Linked DNA regions of Homo sapiens: region 2 is linked to region 1. A link is an interaction called in ENCODE POLR2A ChIA-PET data of the cell type or tissue named here. Cell type or tissue: Panc1. All regions are shown on one strand. Links, peaks and the distances in the headings refer to the core of each region. The heading gives the core; the rest is flanking DNA. Region 1 overlaps LOC105371155 (a long non-coding RNA gene). Region 2 overlaps NSMCE1-DT (NSMCE1 divergent transcript).

The links. ChIA-PET counts read pairs that join two places held together with the same protein. Peaks named below come from ENCODE experiments on the same cell type or tissue, not always from the same donor. Only the 100,000 strongest peaks of a DNase experiment are listed, where the experiment ranks them.
Region 2: POLR2A ChIA-PET joins it to region 1 with 14 read pairs; 2 of 35 experiments call an interaction of 5 or more read pairs at or near these places.

What each region holds. Positions count from the first base shown.
Region 1 is chr16:27,142,954-27,152,075 of GRCh38, forward strand. LOC105371155 (a long non-coding RNA gene) reads right to left here. Exons shown (of 3, transcript XR_950956.2): 3 at 8,357-9,122. Among named protein-coding and RNA genes, the nearest start is that of LINC02129, 29 kb to the right of the region's middle. In Panc1, for the core only: no CTCF peak of the experiment used is centred there; no DNase peak of the experiment used is centred there; H3K27me3 peaks cover 622 bases.
Region 2 is chr16:27,281,192-27,290,313 of GRCh38, forward strand. It overlaps NSMCE1-DT (NSMCE1 divergent transcript), which reads left to right. Exons shown (of 5, transcript NR_037184.1): 2 at 345-444; 3 at 5,471-5,553; 4 at 7,609-7,762; 5 at 9,054-9,122. Among named protein-coding and RNA genes, the nearest start is that of NSMCE1, 17 kb to the left of the region's middle. In Panc1, for the core only: no CTCF peak of the experiment used is centred there; a DNase peak (open chromatin) is centred at 5,450.

The DNA of each region.
Region 1 (9,122 bases), core at 420-8,419:
GCCACTGGGACCTCAAGCAACCCCAATGCAGCTTCCATCCTGGAAGGCCCTAAAGATCGTGGCACCCAAAACCAGGACCCTCCAGAAACTGAGAAACCCATCTGGGATGGCATCCAGACAGCTACGGGGGTCTGTTCTTGGGGGGAATTTTTGACAAGTTAAGATTGCAGGGGCCTGATAATAATCACAGGGAGGTCTAATAGTTAATAGCATTGGCAGGGACAAGGCACAGCCATGGCAAGAGAGCATTCAAATCCACTTTGTGTCTAAACCTCTCACTCCCTGACTTTTCCACACAGAATGAGCCTGAATAGTCTGATATGCATCATCAGGTTCCTTTCGTCGTTTTGATGTGCAACAAGTTGTTTTTTTTTTTTTTTTTTTTTTGAGATGGAGTCTCCCTCTGTCTCCCAGGCTAGAGTGCAGTGGCCCGATCTCAGCTCACTGCAACCTCCGCCTCCCGGGTTCAAGCGATTCTCCTGCCTCAGCCTCCCGAGTAGCTGGGACTACAGGTATGTGCCACCACGCCTGGCTAATTTTTGCATTTTTAGTAGAGACGGGGTTTCACCATGTTGGTCAGGCTGGTCTTGAACTCCTGACCTCGTGATCCGCCCGTCTTGGCCTCCCAAAGTGCTGGGCCAGTTTCTTTAAAACACTCCACCTCAGCTATTTCCCCAAGTCATTACTGCACGTAAGATTCTGGAGTCCTCCTATGGGAATCCAGCCCCATAACCTCAAAAATAATATGTCGATAACTGGGACCTCCGCAAACTCAATGCTAAAGTTGCCCTTGACCTGGTGATTCCGGACGAGTGAGCCCCAAAATTAGAGCTTATCCCAGGAGGATTGCTGGCTTCACCCAGGAAAGAATCAGAGGGCTAGCTGGTGGTGTTAGACAGCAACTTTTATTGAAGTCCCAATGAACAGCAGCAGCAGAGGGACTGCTTCCCTGTGGAGCAGGGCTACCCTACAGGCAGTGTGTCCAGAGTAGCAGCTCAGAGACTGGTCTGCAGTCATGTTATACCCACTTTTAATTAAATGCAAATTAAGGGGTGGCTTATGCCGACAGTCCCAGAAATAGGATGATAACTTCCAGGTTGTCAGGTCATTGCCATGGAAATGGGGATTAACTTCCAGGTGTTGCCATGGCAGTGGTAAACTGACATGGCACTGGCGGGCATGTCTTATGGAGAGGCGCTTTGGCCTCTTCCCTGTTTCAGCCAATCTTCGATCTGGTCCAGAGTCCGAGCCCCGCCTCCAGGATCAAATCCCACCTCCCACGTCCCTGGGTTGGTGGCATAGATGATGGCAGTGCTTCCAAAACCTGGTGGAATTTTTTTTTCTGCTATTATACAAAAAAGTATACATAAGAGATGTGCAGCTTGGTGCAGTGGCTCACGCCAGTAATACCAGCACTTTGGGAAGCCAAGGTGGGAGGATCATTTGAGGTCAGGAGTTCAAGATCAGCCTAGCCAACATGGCGAAATCCCGTCTCTACTAAAAATACAAAAATTAGCCAGGCGTGGTGGTGCGTGCCTGTAATCCCAGCTACTCGGGAGGGTGAGGCAGAAGAATGACTTGAGCCCAGGAGGTGGAGGTCGCGTTGAGTCGAGATTGTGCCACTGCACTCCAGCTTGGGCAACAGAGCCAGACCCTGTCTCAAAAAGGTAAAAAAAAAAGAGAGAGAGAGATGTGTATAGTAACAATTTGAAGCAGCATCAGAGGACATATAGTCAAAAGATTAACTTCCCACCTCACTCGGCCACCAGTTCCCATTTCTCGTCCCCACTGTAACAGAGCATACGTTAATATACCCTCAAACTCCCCTCCTCAAAGGAGACACACCATGAGGACTTGCACCATCTTGCTTTGCCCCTTAATATTTATTGGCCATTGTGCCATAACAATAGGTATAAATCTGTCTCATAATTGTTAACAGTTATGGATGCATCATTATTTAATGGGTCCCCTCCTGACAGGCCTTTAATAAGTTATTAAACGCCATACCTCATCCTCACAGCAGCCTCTTGAGACACACATATTATGCCTATTGTACCAACTAAAATGATTAGAATAGGAATCCTCAATCCTCTATTCTAATTCAATAGGAATTAGAATAGAATCCTCAATTCTATGCTGGCTGCAGCGTACAATCACCCAGGGTGCCAGTGTGCCCGTCAGAGGCTGAGGTTCAGTGACCGACTCTCCCCCAGCCTCTGGCCCCAGCTGCTGTGTGTGCTGCTCAGACCTGTGCAAGGCACCACCAGGCCTTGCAGCAATTCATCCACCCGTTTTTATTTTGTATTAAAATTGTTATTCCTGCCTGCTGCCGCTACCTCCAGGCTATTTCTCAGGACATTAACCTTTATAGTCCTCCTCTACCACTGTTCCTTGGGGTTGAATTTTATTCCACTCAGGAGACCAAGGGACAGAGCCACTGCAGCCACAATAACTGGGCAGTGAACACCCCAGGATCCCGAAGAGCTGCCCATCCCAGCTGAGACTGGTGGCCTTTGGTTCAGTCCTCTGGATTGTGATTTGGACCCAGACATAAATGCAGAGAAAGACACAGAGAACGGTGGAGAGAATGTAGACAGAGGAGAGAGAGAGAGAGATAGAGACAAAGAGCTGTGTCCTCATGTCCAACTGTACAAAGATGGCTTGTAGGAATTTCCCATCAGGTAAACAAATCAATATGAGTCATGTACTAAGACACTGCTATCGATGAAAACAGCTGAGATTATTAGTGCCCACTGAATGCCAAAGAAAACATAGACATCACCTCTGGTTCTCTCTGAAACCCTACAAGGAACTATTGTGAAGAAACTATGACCCAGTGAATTAAGTGCCTTTACTTAAGTGTATCAGTCAGCATAGGCTAGGTTATGCTGCTATAACAAACAATCCCAAAAATCTCAGTGGGGTGAAATAACAGAGACCATAAGATTAGCTCTCACTCAAACTAAATGTCCATCAGGGCTTGACAGTGACTCTGTTCCAGGCCACCTTCTCTAGTGGACAGGTTCCTCCACTGCTGAGACAACCCCATAAGGAAGAAGGACCAATATAGTCCCCAGTGATGTGTTGGTGAATGATTAATAACAGTTCTGTGAGGGTAGACAGTGTCTGTGTGTGTGTGTGTGTGTGTGTGCACGAACACGCATGTGTGTATACATATCTTTATTATAAATTTTACTGATAAAAGATGTATTGTACACAGTTTATAAATAGTAATAAAATATACAAACTCTTTATTGAAAATTGTCTATAGCCAAATGATTCTCACGGAAAGCTTTTGTTGATTTTTATTATACAACTCTGACATCCATAGCCCACCTAGAGTTCCAATGAATGACTCTATAATGTTTTTTTGCTATTCACAATGTAACAGCTACCAATATGACACTTTTCAGTTTAATTTGCTTTTTCTTCTATTGCTTTCTCACGTCTATACAAGAACCCAAACAATTCATAGAGACCTGATTTGTAGTGTTTGCCCATTTTTGGTGGTATAAATGCTTCCGAAATGGCCAATGTCAAGCTTGCACAGTGAGGTCACTGCATGCAGAACAGGGAAAGAAGTGTGTGTTCACACACTGTTATGTAATATTTCCATCTTACAGATACAATGGACATAAATACATTCAAAAACTTAGAGAGTAGTAAAATGCAATAAAACAAGAAGTGGTGGGTTTGGGGTATTTCTTTCCTTTGTTTTTAATAAAATGTGTTTAGCTATAAATTTACATAATTTAATTTTTAATGATGGCTGCAGTTAATCGCTGGCTTAGAAAACTCCTGCATGCCTCTGTTATATTCCCCCAGCTGCTAGAGTTCCCCCATGGCCCTCAGCTGTCAGCCCTCTGTAGGAATTACCCTCGGATGAAGAGCTCCCTCTCACCCAAGATCACCTCCCTTTCTTTCTTTTTCTTTCTTTCTTTCCTTTTTTTTTTTTTTTTTTTTTTTTTTGAGATAGGGTCTTGCTGTATTGTTCAGGCTGGAGTGCAGTGGCACAATCACAGCTCACTGCAGTCTCGAACTCCCAGGCTCAAGTGATCCTCCCAGCTCAGCCTCCCAAGTAACTGGGACTACAGGCTTGCACCACCAGCTAATTTTTTTGTATTTTTTATAGAGATGGGGTTTCGCCCTGTTGCCCAGGCTGGTCTCAAACTCCTGGGCTCAAGCGATTCACCCACCTCAGCCTCCCAAAGTGCTGGAATTACCTCTCCCCTTCCATAGGGGTAGCTCACATCCAGTGAGCTGTTGACATGAGGGTATAAAAGCCCAGATTATTGCTGCAACTTGGGACATGACTGAAGGACCACAAGTCTCAGAGCTCTTTGTGGAGCCCACTCCTCTGTCTGCCCAGTTGGGCTTTCTTCCTCCCACGTGAGTGCAGGTACTGAGAACACAGCCTGGTAAACTTCACACGTTAGTCTCCGTCTAGAGTGTTCTTCCCAAGGAGCCCCCACAACGCTGCCACTCCAGGCTCCAGGCTGATGGAGCAGCTCTGTCTGGAGCAGTTATTCGGTCATTACCAGAGTAGGAAAGAGACCTCTGAAGGAGCTCACTTCTGCTCCATCCTCATTGGTCAGAGCTAGTCATATGATCCTACCCAACCATCCTTCCTAATTCTCCAGAAGTGGGAGAGCCAGTGATATAGTTTGGAAATTTGTCCCTGTCCAAATCTCATGTTGAATTGTAATCCCCGATGCTGGAGGTGGGGCCTGGTGGGAGGCATTTGGATCACGGGGGGCAGATCCCTCATGGCTTGGTGCTGTATTCGTGACAGTGAGTTCTCGTGAGATCTGGTCATAAAAGTGTGTAGCACCCTGGCTTTTTGCTTCTGCTCTCACTGTGTGACGTGCCTGCTGCCCCTTCACCTTCTGCCATGAGTAAAACTCCGAGGCCTCCCTAGAAGCTGAGCAGATGTCAGCATTATGCTTCCTGTACTGCCACAGAACCGTGAGCCAAATAAACCTCTTTTCTTTATAAATTACCCAGCTCTGGGTATTTCTTTGTAGCAATATGAGAATGGACTAATACAGCCAGAATACTCAGCACACACAGCACTCAATAGTGATCACTGCTGCACAATCACACAGCTGGCCAACAACAGCTCTGGGGTGGAATTCCAGGTCTCTGTGACCACAAATCTATGCTCCTCTCCTTACACACCATTTGAGAATTGAGACTCTCACTTGGACTGGTCACAGTGGCACGCACCTATAATCCCAGCTACTTGGGAGGCTGAGGTGGGAGGATCTCCTGAGCCCAGGGTTGGAGATTCCTCACTAGGTCTTGAGAATATGAAGATGAATAATGTTCATTCCCCATCCTGAGCTCCACCCTGAAACACCCACAACACTAAAGCTAATATATAGACTTGTCAGGTCAGAAATCCACAAACTGACTGAATCTTAGTATCCCCAGGATACCCCTAAAAGACCCCTCGTTGGTGTCAAAAAATACACTTCATTCTCCTGTCTCACATACACTGCAGTCATCATTAATCAACTATGACACTTTCTCCTGATGAGCCTGGATGGGGCAAGAATCAGGAGTCACAGCTCCCAACAGACATTAGCAATCAATCAGAGAAAGTGCATAATTTGAAAACTATTTGTCATTTGGAAACCCCTCATTTCATATATGGGAAAATGGAGGCCATAAACCACATGGTAAGTCAGTTTGGCCACGTAGCTGACACTGCAGCAAAGATATATGTGCAGGTAGGGCAAAAGGCAGTCTTCCTTAAACCCCCAGAGTGTTCACTCTTGGGAGGAGGAAAGCCAGCCTCAGCCCAGGAGCTCTCTCCCAAGTAATCCACCTTGATTAGGTGATAATAATATTCATAACAAAAAACAATATTTGCCACTTATAGGGCAACTTCCAGGTGTGAGGCCCAGTGTTAAGTGCCTTAAAGGCACTTGTCACTTCTCCTCCTTAAACCATCCCACTGGGAGGCTAAGGCAGGCAGATCACTTGAGCCCAGGAGTTTCAGACCACCCTGGGCAACATGGCAAAGCTCCATTTCTACAAAAAAATACAAAAATTAGCCAGGTGTCATGGTGCATGCCGGTAGTCCCAGCTACTTGAGAGGCAAAGGCAGGAGGATCCCTGGAGCTGGGGAAGCAGAGGTTGCAGTGAGCCACAGTCGTGCCATTGCACTCCAGCCTGGGCAACAGAATGAGACCCTGTATCAAAAAAAAAAAAAAAAAAAAAAAAAAGACCGGGCACAGTGGCTCACACCTGTAATCCCAGCACTTTGGGAGGCTGAGGTCGGTGGATCACGACGTCAAGAGATTGAGACCATCCTAGCTAACATGGTGAAACCCAGTCTGTACCAAAAATACAAAAAATTAGCCGGGCATGGTGGCAGGCACCTGTAGTCCCAGCTACTTGGGAGGCTGAGACAGGAGAATGGCGTGAACCCGGGAGGCGGAGCTTGCAGTAAGCCAAGATCGCACCACTGCACTCCAGCCTGGGTGACAGAGCTCTCAAAAAAAAAAAAAATTCCCAAGGTGGTTAGTGATAGGTGATATGATGTCTGTCCATTTGAAAGACAGAAAACCAAGACTCAGAGACATAAAATAATTTGCCCAATATCACACAGCCAGCAGTGATGATATTGGTTTCACTGAATAAATGTTTACTATGTGCCAAGTCCTCAACTAAGGGATGCTTTATCTCTTTTAATCCTCACAATAGTCCTATGAATGGGGTGGTATCATTCTCATGCTACAGATAAGAAACTTAAGCCCGGAGACAGTGGCTCATGCCTGTAATCCCAGCACTTTTAAAGGCTGAGACGGGAGGATAACTTGAGGCCAGGAGTTCCAGACCAGTGTGGGCAACATAGTGAGACACCTATCTCCACCAAAAATAAAAAATTAGCTGGGTGTGGTATCACATGCCTATAGTCTCAGTTACTCAAGAGGCTGAGGTGAGAGGATCGCTTGAGCACAGGAGTTCAAGGCTGCAGTAAGCTGTGATCACACCACTGCACTCCAGCTTCAGTGATGGAGTGAGACCCTGTCCCAATAAAAAGAAAAAAGAAACCTGAGACTCAGTGAGGATGTATCCATTGGCCTAAGCTCATTAAAGTGGGATTGGAATCCAGACAGCCTGACTCTACCATTGTCTTAGTTCAGGCTGCTATAACAAATACCATGGACTGGTGACTCAAACAACATTTAGTCCTCACACTTCTGAAACTGAGAAGTTTCAGATCAAGGTCAGTGTCAGCTGTGTGGCCAAATCCAAAACCATGTGCCTACAGATTTGGTGTCCGGTGAGGCTTCTCTTCCTGGTTTGCAGATAGCCACCTTCTTACTGAATTCTGACATGGCAGAGAGATACATCACCTTTCTTATGACTTTTTTTGGAGGCGGAGTCTTGCTCTGTCACCCAGGCTGGAGTGCAGTGGTACAGTCTCAGCTCACTGAACCTCCACCTCCTGGGTTCAAGCAATTCTCCTGCCTCAGCCTCCCAAGCAGCTGGGACTACAGGTGCGCGCCACCATGCCTGGCTAATTTTTGTGTTTTTAGTAGAGACGGGGTTTCACCATGCTGGCCAGGCTGGTCTCAAACTCCTGACCTCAGGATCTGCCTGCCTCGGCCTCCCAAAGTGCTGGGATTACAGGCATGAGCCACGGTGCCCAGCCTGGGCCACCACGCCCAGCCTTATGACTCTTCTTATAAGGTCACTAACCTCATTAATGAGGGCTCCATCTTCATGACCTAATTACCTCCCAAAGGCCCCACCTCCTAATCCCATCACTTTGCGGGTTAGGGCTTCAACATATGAATGGGGTAAGGAGGAACTAACACTCAATCTATAGCAACCATTCATGATCATGACAGTGTCAACCTGAAATAATCAAAAGGATCAAAAACCAGTTTAAAAGCGTTTATTCAAGCACAAAGCTGAGAATGGTCATTTGAGTAACATAGACTCCAAAGAACTGGGTTCAGTGATTCAGGATGAAAAGTTAAGATCTTGCTTATACAGGCAGAAAACAAAGAAATTTAGTAGGATTATAACATTTTCTATACAAGGCTGGTTCATGAGGTACAACAATTGTATTATTTATAGTTTGTTTTCTTTTCCATCCAGCTTGTTTTCTTTTCCTTTCCAATTTAAGAGGCTGTATTTGACAGTCCACTTTAGACAATGATAGCCAAGAGGTCTTTGTGTGATTCCAATCCCACTTTTGTGAGCTTAGGCCAATGGACGCATCCTCACTAAGTCACAAGTTTCTTTTTTCTTCTTACTGAGACAGGGTCCTACTCTGTCACCCAGGCTGGAGTGCAGTGGTGCAATCATAGCTCACTGCAGCCTCAAACTCCCATGCTCAAGCAATCCTCCCACCTCAGCCTTTTGTGTGGCTAGGACTACAGAAAGGGAAGTTTATCTAAAGTGAAGATCAACAGTTAAGAGGGAAAGGGTCTTCTCTGGAGCCCTTTAGTCCTTTACAACATTTACAATACAATATAGGCAGGAGAAAGGCTAATCTAACCAGAGAAACAAAGGTGACAGGTGCCCAAGTTACAGCTGCCTCTCATGTGGTTCAGGCCCTATAATCACATTCCCTTAAGGCTCAAAATGCTTTAAAGTTCCAACAGCTTAGATTTGAATTACTTATTTTCACAACAGTAAATGGTAATAAACAGAGAAGTCAGTATTTGAACTCTCTGTTAGCCTGAAGTCATCAATTACTAATCTCTACTAACCCTTCTGGCAAGGCCTTTGCCCACCTCAGGGTGATGATAAGGAGAGACTTGGAGCTGAACCTGGGAGCCAGAGATCATGCAGGTTTGCAGACCAGGGCAAGACAAGAGCACGGATTGCCCACCCCAAGCAAAAGGCAGACCAGCCAGCAGGAAGCTGTGATCAGGGGATGGAGTGCTCTCATTGACCAGCCTGGATTTCATGCCCATCACGGGGCTACACATCCCCAAGGCCAAGTTCAATGCTTGGCACAGATTAGGCACTCACTGAATACTTGCCTATTATTTCAGTTTACTCTTACTGCATAGTGAACCACCCAAAGCATAGTGGCTTAAAACAACTGTCACTTTATTTAGCTCATGATTCAATAGGTTTGCTGGGCTGGCTCA
Region 2 (9,122 bases), core at 646-8,645, 140 kb after region 1:
CCAGTCTTGTTAGAAAAAGTGGCCAAAAATTAAAACTAAATCTCAGTAAAGCATAGAAGTTTTAGTGTGTAGAACTTGTTACGCTTGTTCTCGCTTTTCAGACCTCTGTTTCCCCTGCGTCTGTGTTCTTGACTCTTTTTCTAAAAAGATAGTGAAGCTACCAGAGAAGTGATTTCCAGATAAGATACAAGGTAACAGTGATTTCCTAACCGACTTTTAAAGAGAACTGATCAAAGGCTGAATTCAGGGCAAGCTCATCAAAACCCCCAACCCAAGCTTCTGAAGAGTTCTTGAATTGTGTTGGCCGTTCTGATCCCACTAGTTTTCTGCACTTGCTCTTCCAGCAGCCTCAGCACCCCCTGGGAGCTCGAGACATCTAAGGAGTTGACTGAGGCCCCTCCCTGACATACTGAAGCGGAATCTGCATTTTAGCAAGATCTGCAGGTGAATTCTGAGCGTGTGAATGCTTGAGAAGCCCTGATCTGTAACACATTTAGATTCTTTCACATACCGCACACCGCATGCTCTTAAAGATTATTCCAACAGTAATATTTATCTTTCTCTCTCTCCCTCTCTCTTTCTCTCACTGGGAGCAGGTTGTAAGTCATTTCCACTTTGCATGTGTTTCATTTTCTTTTTTTTTTGAGACAGGGTCTTGCTGTGCCATCCAAGCTGGTATACACTGCTGAATACTTGTAAGGCCCTTGATACTATTTGATAGGATGAATGCAAAAATTGAATTTAAAAAATGAATTTTTTGGCCGGGCGCGATGGCTCACGCCTGTAATCCCAGCACTTTGGGAGGCCGAGACGGGTGGATCACCTGAGGTCAGGAGTTTGAGACCAGCCTGACCAACATGGAGAAACCCCATCTCTACTAAAAATACAAAAATTAGCTGGGCATGGTAGCAGGCGCCTGTAATCCCAGCTACTCGGGAGGCTGAGACAGGAGAATTGCTTGAACCCAGGAGGCAGAGGTTACAGTGAGCCAAGATCACGCCACTGTACTCCAACCTGGGTGACCGGGAGAGACTCCATCTCAGAAAAAAAAAAAAGAATTTTTTAAAGAGATAGGGTCTCACTCGGTCATCCATGCTGGAGTACAGTGGTGTGATCTTAAGTCACTGCAGCCTCAAACTCCTGGGCACAAGTGATCGTCCTGCCTCAGCCTCCCAAGTATCTGGGAGTACAGGTGCATACCACCACACCCAGCTAATTTTTTATTTCTTGTAGAGATTGGATCTCACTTTGTTGCCTAGGCAGGTCTCAAACTCCTGGCCTCAAGTGATCCTCCCTCCTTGGCCTCCCAAAGTGCTTGGATTACAGGTGTGAGCACCCAACTGTTGTGTTTCTTTTTAAATGGACAAAAATGGAGAACTTCCTCCTCTCTATGGTTCTTCTTTATTAGTCTACCAGCTCCTTTGAGTCCCCCTTTTTATGATTTGGAAATTATTTATTCCTTTGGGAGCAATAAACAAATAGTTCCAAATTGCTGCTGCTTCTTTTGTCTTCAATAAGATGTAGACACCAGGATTAGGGATGGAGTGTGGTTGGAGGATGAAAAAGTAAAATCCCTACATAGAGTGTCTGTTGCAAATAAAGAGCTTGGTGAATATTGCTGCTGTTCTGATGTTTCCAGAGTGTTTTACTCTTTGTCATTTAATAAGGCTTTTTAAAGTTATGACTACAATTTGATTGAAACATATAGATATTATTATATATATGCCACCGTCATAAAAATAGAGATGCAATCATATTTTTAAATCTCTTTTAATTAAAACTCACTTGAGACCAGGCATGGTGGCTCATGCCTGTAATCCCAGCACTTTGGGAGGCCGAGGTGGGCAGATAACCTGAGGTCAGGAGTTCGAGACTAGCCTGGCCAACACGGCAAAACTCCATCTCTGCTAAAAATACAAAAATTAGCCGATCGTGGTGTCACATGCCTGTAATCCCAGCTACTCGGGAGGCTGAGGCAAGAGAATCGCTTGAACCCAGGAGGCAGAGGTTGCAGTGAGCCAAGATTGTGCCACAGCACTCCAGCCTGGGCTACAGAGCGAGACTCCGTCTCAAAAAAAAAAAAAGAAAAGAAAAAAAGAAACCTCACTTGAAAATGGATTAGAAAACCACAGTTGAAAAGAGAGTAACTGGTTGACTCACCACGTTTTTCATTTTCAGCCAGGCGTAGTGGCTCATGTCTTTAATCACCGTACTTTGGGAGGCTGGGGTGGGAGGCGCACTTGAGGCTAGGAGTTTGAGACCAGCCTGGGCAACACAGCAAGACCCCGTCTCTACGGAAAATTTAAAAATTAGCTAGGTCTGGTGGTGGTACACACTGATGAATACTTATAAGGCTCTTGATACTATTTGATAGGATGAATGCAAACATTGAATTTAAAAAACGAATTCAATTCCTATAGTCCCACCTACTGGGAGGCTAAGGTGGGAGGATCGCTTGAGTCTAGAAGTTCAAGGCTGAAGTGAGCTATGATCACACCACTGCACTCCAGCCTGGATGACAAAGAGAGACCTTGTCTCTAAAAACAAAACAAAAATTTCATTTTCATTCAGTTTTTACATTCATCTTAACAAATCTTATCAAGAAAGTGCTCAGCAGTGTGGTAAGATGCAAAGATGAATCTCCGTAGTCCTTAGGTCAGGTTGCTCTCAGCTGGCAAGAAAAAATAAGATAAATGCACATTAGTAAGTGTAATCAACAAAGGAATTGCTGGCCAGGTGGAATGTCTCACCCATGTAATCCCAGCACTTTGAGAGACTGAGGCAGGAGGATCGCTTGAGCCCTAGGAGTTTGAGATCAGCCTGGGCAACATGGTGAAACCCCGTGTCTACTAAAAATACCAAAATTAGCAACGTGTGGTGGCACACGCCTGTGGTTCCAGCTACTGGGGAGGCTGAGGTGGGAGGATTGCTTGAGCCCATCTGCAGAGTTCAAGGCTGCAGAGCTCACAGGCCTGTGGTCCCAGCTACTGGGGAGGCTGAGGTGGGAGGATTGCTTGAGCCCATCTGCAGAGTTCAAGGCTGCAGAGCTCACAGGCCTGTGGTCCCAGCTACTGGGGAGGCTGAAATGGGAGGATTGCTTGAGCCCACTGTAGAGTTCAAGGCTACAGTGAGCCATAGATTGCACCACTACACTCAGCCTGGGTGACAGAGTGAGACCCTGTCTCAAAAAAAAAAAGAAAAGAGAGAGAGAGAAAGAAAGAAGAAAGAAAGAGAAAGAAGAAAGAAAGAAAAGAAAGAAAGAAAAAGAAATTGCTACTAAGTGCTGTTAGTTTATCAGTTAAGCTGGTTTAGGTACAAGAAACTGATGTGATAATCTAAGCAAAAAAAGTTTATTGGAAGGGTAGGAAGGGTATTGGTGTATATTATTCAGGACAGTCCAGGTCATGCTGCTATAACAAACATTCTCAAAATTATTATTTCTAGGTAGTGGAATCTACCACATGTGGATCAGCAGTAGGCTCTGCCCTCCTTTCACTCAGACTAATGGAGGTTCCACCATCTGGTGGCTGCAGCCCTGAAACATGAAGCCTTGTTGGTGTGACCATGGCAGGGGAAGAAAGAGGCTGGGGGTTTGCACAGGGGGTTTTTACTGCCTCAGCCTGAAAGTGACATGTGTCCTTTCTACTCTAGGATCTCTGGTGAGAACTAGTCACAAGATCTTCCCTAAATGCCAGAACACTGGGAAATGAAAGGGAACAATGGAATCATTGGCGAGCATTACTGTCTCTGCTCCAGGGTGGCTCGTAGACTCAAATGAAAATGCTGGAGCCTCAGATTTGGGACTGAATGTGGACCAGAGAACTTGGCAGACCTTGCCAGCAGCAGCTTATGGAGGTCTGGTCAGGCTGTCATCCATTTTCAGCTATCTGTCACCCTCTCAGGATTTGCACTGGAGAAAGAGTAAGAGCAGAGAGAGAGAGAGAGAGACAGAGAGAGAGAGAGAGAGAGAGAGAAACAACTGATTGGCCCAGGCGGGTTCTACGTCCCACTTGAAACACAAGTTAATGGACAACTTGATTGACAGAGTTGCACTAAAAGGTGGTGGGGGGAGTTCATCCAAACAAAACTGGGGTGCTGTTACAACAAGAGAGGGAGGGTAGGTGCATAGTGAGCAAAAGTACACACTTGCTGCAGAGCTGGTCCAAATACCCACTCTTCAGAGTTGACATCATCTGGAAGGTTTATAGAAGTGGGGGCTTTCCAGATTAGCTTTAGAGGATGGGATAACTGATGCAGAGGAAAGGTAATGCAGGCTGAGAGGCCCGTGTAAGCAAAGTGAAGCTGCAGAAGAGTGCAATCATTTGCAAGAAAGAGAAGGCTGGCTGGGTGCAGCGGCTCACACCTGTAGTCCCAGCACTGTGGAAGGCCAAGGCGGGAGGATCCCTTGAGCCCAGGAGTTTGAGACCAGCCTGTGCAACACAGGGAGATCCTGTATCTACAAAAAATTTAAAAATTAGCCAGGCATGGTGGTGCATGCCTATAGTCCTAGCTACTCAGGAGGCTGACGTGGGAGGATTACCTGAGCCTTGGGAGGCTGTGGCTGCAGTGTGTCATGATTTTGCCACCACACTCCAGCCTGGGCAACAGAGTGAAACCCTGTCTCAAAAAAAAAAAAAAAAATGAGAAGGCTATTGAGATTGAACAGAGGATATGATTTGCAGTTACATTTTCACCCCAACTTACCCAGCTTATCTTTCCTTCCCGTGGTGTCAACTCAGGGGACGCAAATGGGTGGAGGCTGGTTGGAATGGCTCATACTACATCATGAGATTGGAGCCTGGTCCTCCATGTTGGCTGAGAGTCTCAGTTCTCCTCCACGTGGCCTCTCCTTGTGGTCAGCTTACATTTCCTCAAAACGTGGCAGTCTCAGGGCAGTTGGGTTTCTTGTGTGCTGGCTCAGGGCTCCGGAGAGGATAACATCAGAATATCTTGTTCTTCCTCAGGCTTGGGCCCAGACTAGCACAGCATCATTATCTTTTTATTCTGTGAGTTAACATATTTCAGAGGACCAGTGCAGATTCAGAGTGGAGAGGGCTGCATAAGAACACGAACACTGGGAGGTGGCTTCATTTGGGGCCATCTTTGGAGACCAACTATGATGCATGATGTAACTGACCTGAATTCCCAAGCCCCTACCCCCAGCTCCAGCATAAGGTAGGTAAGAAGTGACTGGCAACATAAGTGGGTCATGTTGGAGGAAAGGTAAGTCTGGAGCTAGGCCTTACAGGTGTTCAGTGCCACAGATGAAAATGATGGTGCCAGGAAAGAGGTAGGGCAGGAGGTCTTTCTCTTCATGGGCCTCTTCCCAGATTTCCCCTGTGGATCTTGTTGGCAAAAACTGAATCACATCAGCACCTCTTACTGCAAGGAAGCCTGGGCAAGTCAGAATCCGTGAAAGGGAAGTGGGATTGTTATTTCTGGCCTAAGTCAACCCTGATTCATTCTCCAGGCATGTGTGGGCCATTGCAGCCTGAATTAATCAGGAGGGAAGAAGAAGTGCGACGATAACTGGCCAGTGATACACAGTGGGAGGTCAGTACAAACCTACCCCAAAGGCCGAGGAAGCTGAGAGGTTGAAGAAAGAGGCTGACAAACCCAGTTTTTCAGAGACAAATTTTTGTTGTTGTTGTCATTGTTGTTTTTAGAGACAGGGGCTTACTCTGTCACCCAGGCTAGAGTGAAGTGATGTGATCAGAACTCACTACAGTTTTAACCTCCTGGGCTCAAGCAGTCCTCCCACTTCAGCCTCCCGAGTAGCTGGGACTACAAGTCACACACCACACCTGGCTAATTTTTTTTTAATGTTTTGTAGAAACGGCCTCACTATGTTGTCCATGTTGGCCTCAAAGCCCTGGGTTCAAGTGATCCTCCAACCATAGTCCCCCAAAGTGTTGGGATTATAGGCTGGAGCCGTGGCTTCCTAGAAAGAAGCATTTAACTGGGACTTGTGAAGAGAAGCCACGTATCCAATGGTTGAGAAATAGTAGTCCCCTGTGCTGCTACCTCCCAGCCCCAAGACCAGGGCTTATATACCATAGGGAAATTGCCTAAGGGCAGGATTTATGATTAGCATGTGTTTACAATAACATCAAGGTTGTTTTGACCTAAGGGCAGGCTTTGCAGTAAGTAGAAATCTTAGAGGCATTCCTGCAACTGTGGTGAATCTTAAGTCAACATGGTGGATCTGCATCCAAAATGGAGTTGCTTTCGCCTCACAGTAGGCGACATACAGAGGATGTCACAAGCAACAAAAAACAGGGAAAGCAGCTTGGAGGATATAGCTTTACTTCAGGTGAGAGGAGGGTGGGGCTGGACCAGGGCAGAAGCAGCAAGGAGTGGGAAATAAGCCAGATGTGAAAATGAACACAGAAGTGGAGGGTACTGCGTGGAATACTATGCAGCCATAAAAAAGAATGAGATCATGTCCTTTGAAGCAACATGGTTGCAGCTGGAGACTGTTATCCTCAGTGAATTAACACAGGGACAGAAAACCAAATACTGCATGTTCTCGCTTATAAGTGGGAGCTAAACATTGAACATGCATGGTCATTAACATGGGAACGATAGACACGAGGGACTTCTAGAGGGAGGATGGTAGGAGGGGGCAAGAGTTGATACGCTTCCTATTGGGTACTATGCTCAGTACCTGGGTGATGGGGTCATTTGTACCCCAAACCTCAGCGACGCACCATTTACCCATGTGACAAGCCTGAACAGGTACCCCCAAAACCTAAAAGCTGGGAAATAAAAAAAGAAGCAGAGTGCACAGCCCATGGCTGCTGTGACTGTCTTTCACAAGCGAGAATGGGAAAGAGAGACAGAGAGGGAAGTCAACAATGACAACATCATTTCCAGCTTGCTTAATTGGATGGTGACACCGTCCAAGCACAGAAGTTAGCTCGCGAGAGACAATGACTTTGCCCTAGGCATTCTGAGGGCAAGAGGTGTGAGAGAACATGCTCAAGGTGTGGATCATGAAACACGAGGGCATGGGCCAGGTCGGGGGGCTCACGCCTGGAATCCCAGCACTTTGGGAGGCCGAAGCAGATGGATCACATGAGGTCAGGAGTTCGAGACTAGCCTGGCCAACATGGCAAAACCCCATCTCTACTAAAAATACAAAAATTAGCTGGGCGTTGTGGCAGGTGCCTGTAATCCCAGCTACTTGGGAGGCTGAGGCAGAAGAATCGCTTGAAACCTGGAGGTGGAGGTTTCAGTGATCCGAGGTCGCACAACTGCACTCCAGCCTAGGTGACAGAGTGAGACCACCCTGTCTCATAGATAAATAAATAAATAAATAAATAAATAAATAAATAAATAAAATACTAGGGCATGGGAGAAAGGACAGGGCTAAATGTGGAGACTTTAAATGACCAACGCAGAACTGTAGTCAATGCCATGCTATGGGCTGGGTGCAGTGGCTCATGGCTGTAATCCCAGCACATTGGGAGGCCAAGGCGGGAGGATTGCTTGAGCCCAGGAGGTCAAGAATAACCTGGGCAACATAGGGAGACCACGTCTCTACAAAACAAAATAAAACCAAAACAAAATCATCACACTATGGAATGATGTGTCTGCTTGTACCAGGTCTGGAAGAATGCACACCCAATGCTCACAGAGGTTCCATCTGGGAAATCGGATTGGACAGGGCCAGAATAGATCCGGGGAAACATTCACTGAATATATATACTTATGTATTGTGGAAGCTTTGATGGTGGTCATGTACCCAAGAAGGGAAAAAGTAAGTTTATAAATGAGCAGAACCAGAAGAATGCTAGAGGAAAAAGGAGAGGATGTGAATGATTACATTTAGAAGGCAGGATGAGAAGTGAGAGGAGGTGATTAGAGAGGTCAGGAGAAACCAGGAGGGTAGGTATGGAATCTTGGAAATTAACAGAAGAGAGCATTTCATGAAGAATGAACAGCTGCAGAGAGAAAAAGATTGCATGAGAACTGGGAAAAGAAAGGCTTTGTGTTTGGTGACACTGTCATAGCTGACCCCAGAAAGCATGGTTTGAGTAGAGTGGCCCAAAAGAGAAGGATACTGGAAGGGGAGGATCAGTACCAGAGATGAACTACAGTCGTATATAAAGAAATGTGATGACATGAGGAAAGAGAGCACTCATTGGGGTCGAGAAATGATACTTCTTGCCTCTGGGAGAGTGATCATATCCTTAAAATTTTTTTTTTTTTTTTTTTTTTTTTTTGAGATGGGGTCTCACTCTGGCACCCAGGCAGGAGTGCAATGGTGCCATCTCAGCTCACTACAACATCCGCCTCCTGGGTTCAAGTGATTTTCATGCCTCAGCCTCCTGAGTAGTTGGGACTAGGCACCCGCCACCAATGCCTGGATAATTTTTGTACTTTTAGTAGAGACGGGGTTTCACCATGTTGGCCAGGCTAGTCTCGAACTCCTGACCTCAAATAATCTGCCTGCCTCAGCCTCCCAAAGTGTTGAGATTACAGGCGTGAGTCATTGCACTCGGCCTTAAAATGTATATTGATACCACTCCTCACTTCTAGCTTGTTTTTGACCTGCAAACCAAGAAGTAAGCATTACATCAACCTGTACAAGGTGCACATCAGTGATTCCTGCAACATCCTGCATCATGATGGGACCGGTAGTTGATGTGGTAAAAATATGTTGTGCATTAGTCTTTCCCACGAAATTTTTTCTAGCCACAAAATTAACCAGAAATAAGAGAAGCATAGCCCCATCCCCCCTTTTCTCAGCAACACAGAAAGGCAGTGTCTCCAACACAAGAGAATGAATAACCTGCCAAAAACTAAGTTAGAAATACTGATGAAACCAGGTTAGATGATACGCCGTAGTTTCTCTGCCATCCCACAGTGGATTGAAACCATGTTACAATTTGATGATGGGATGTCCCAGAGCAAATGAACAAGGTTGTGCCAGCAGAAATGAAGCCTGAGGATTTGGGGTCATTCACTTGTGAATGATTCCTCTCTCCCTGTCTTCTTTCTCTTCCTTTTTGCTGTATTTTTTTTCATGTACTCACTCTCTTCCACAGACAGACTGCGGAACTGCCCATGAGGCCAAGCACCTATTAGTAGACCAAGAAGCATCACCCATCCATGGC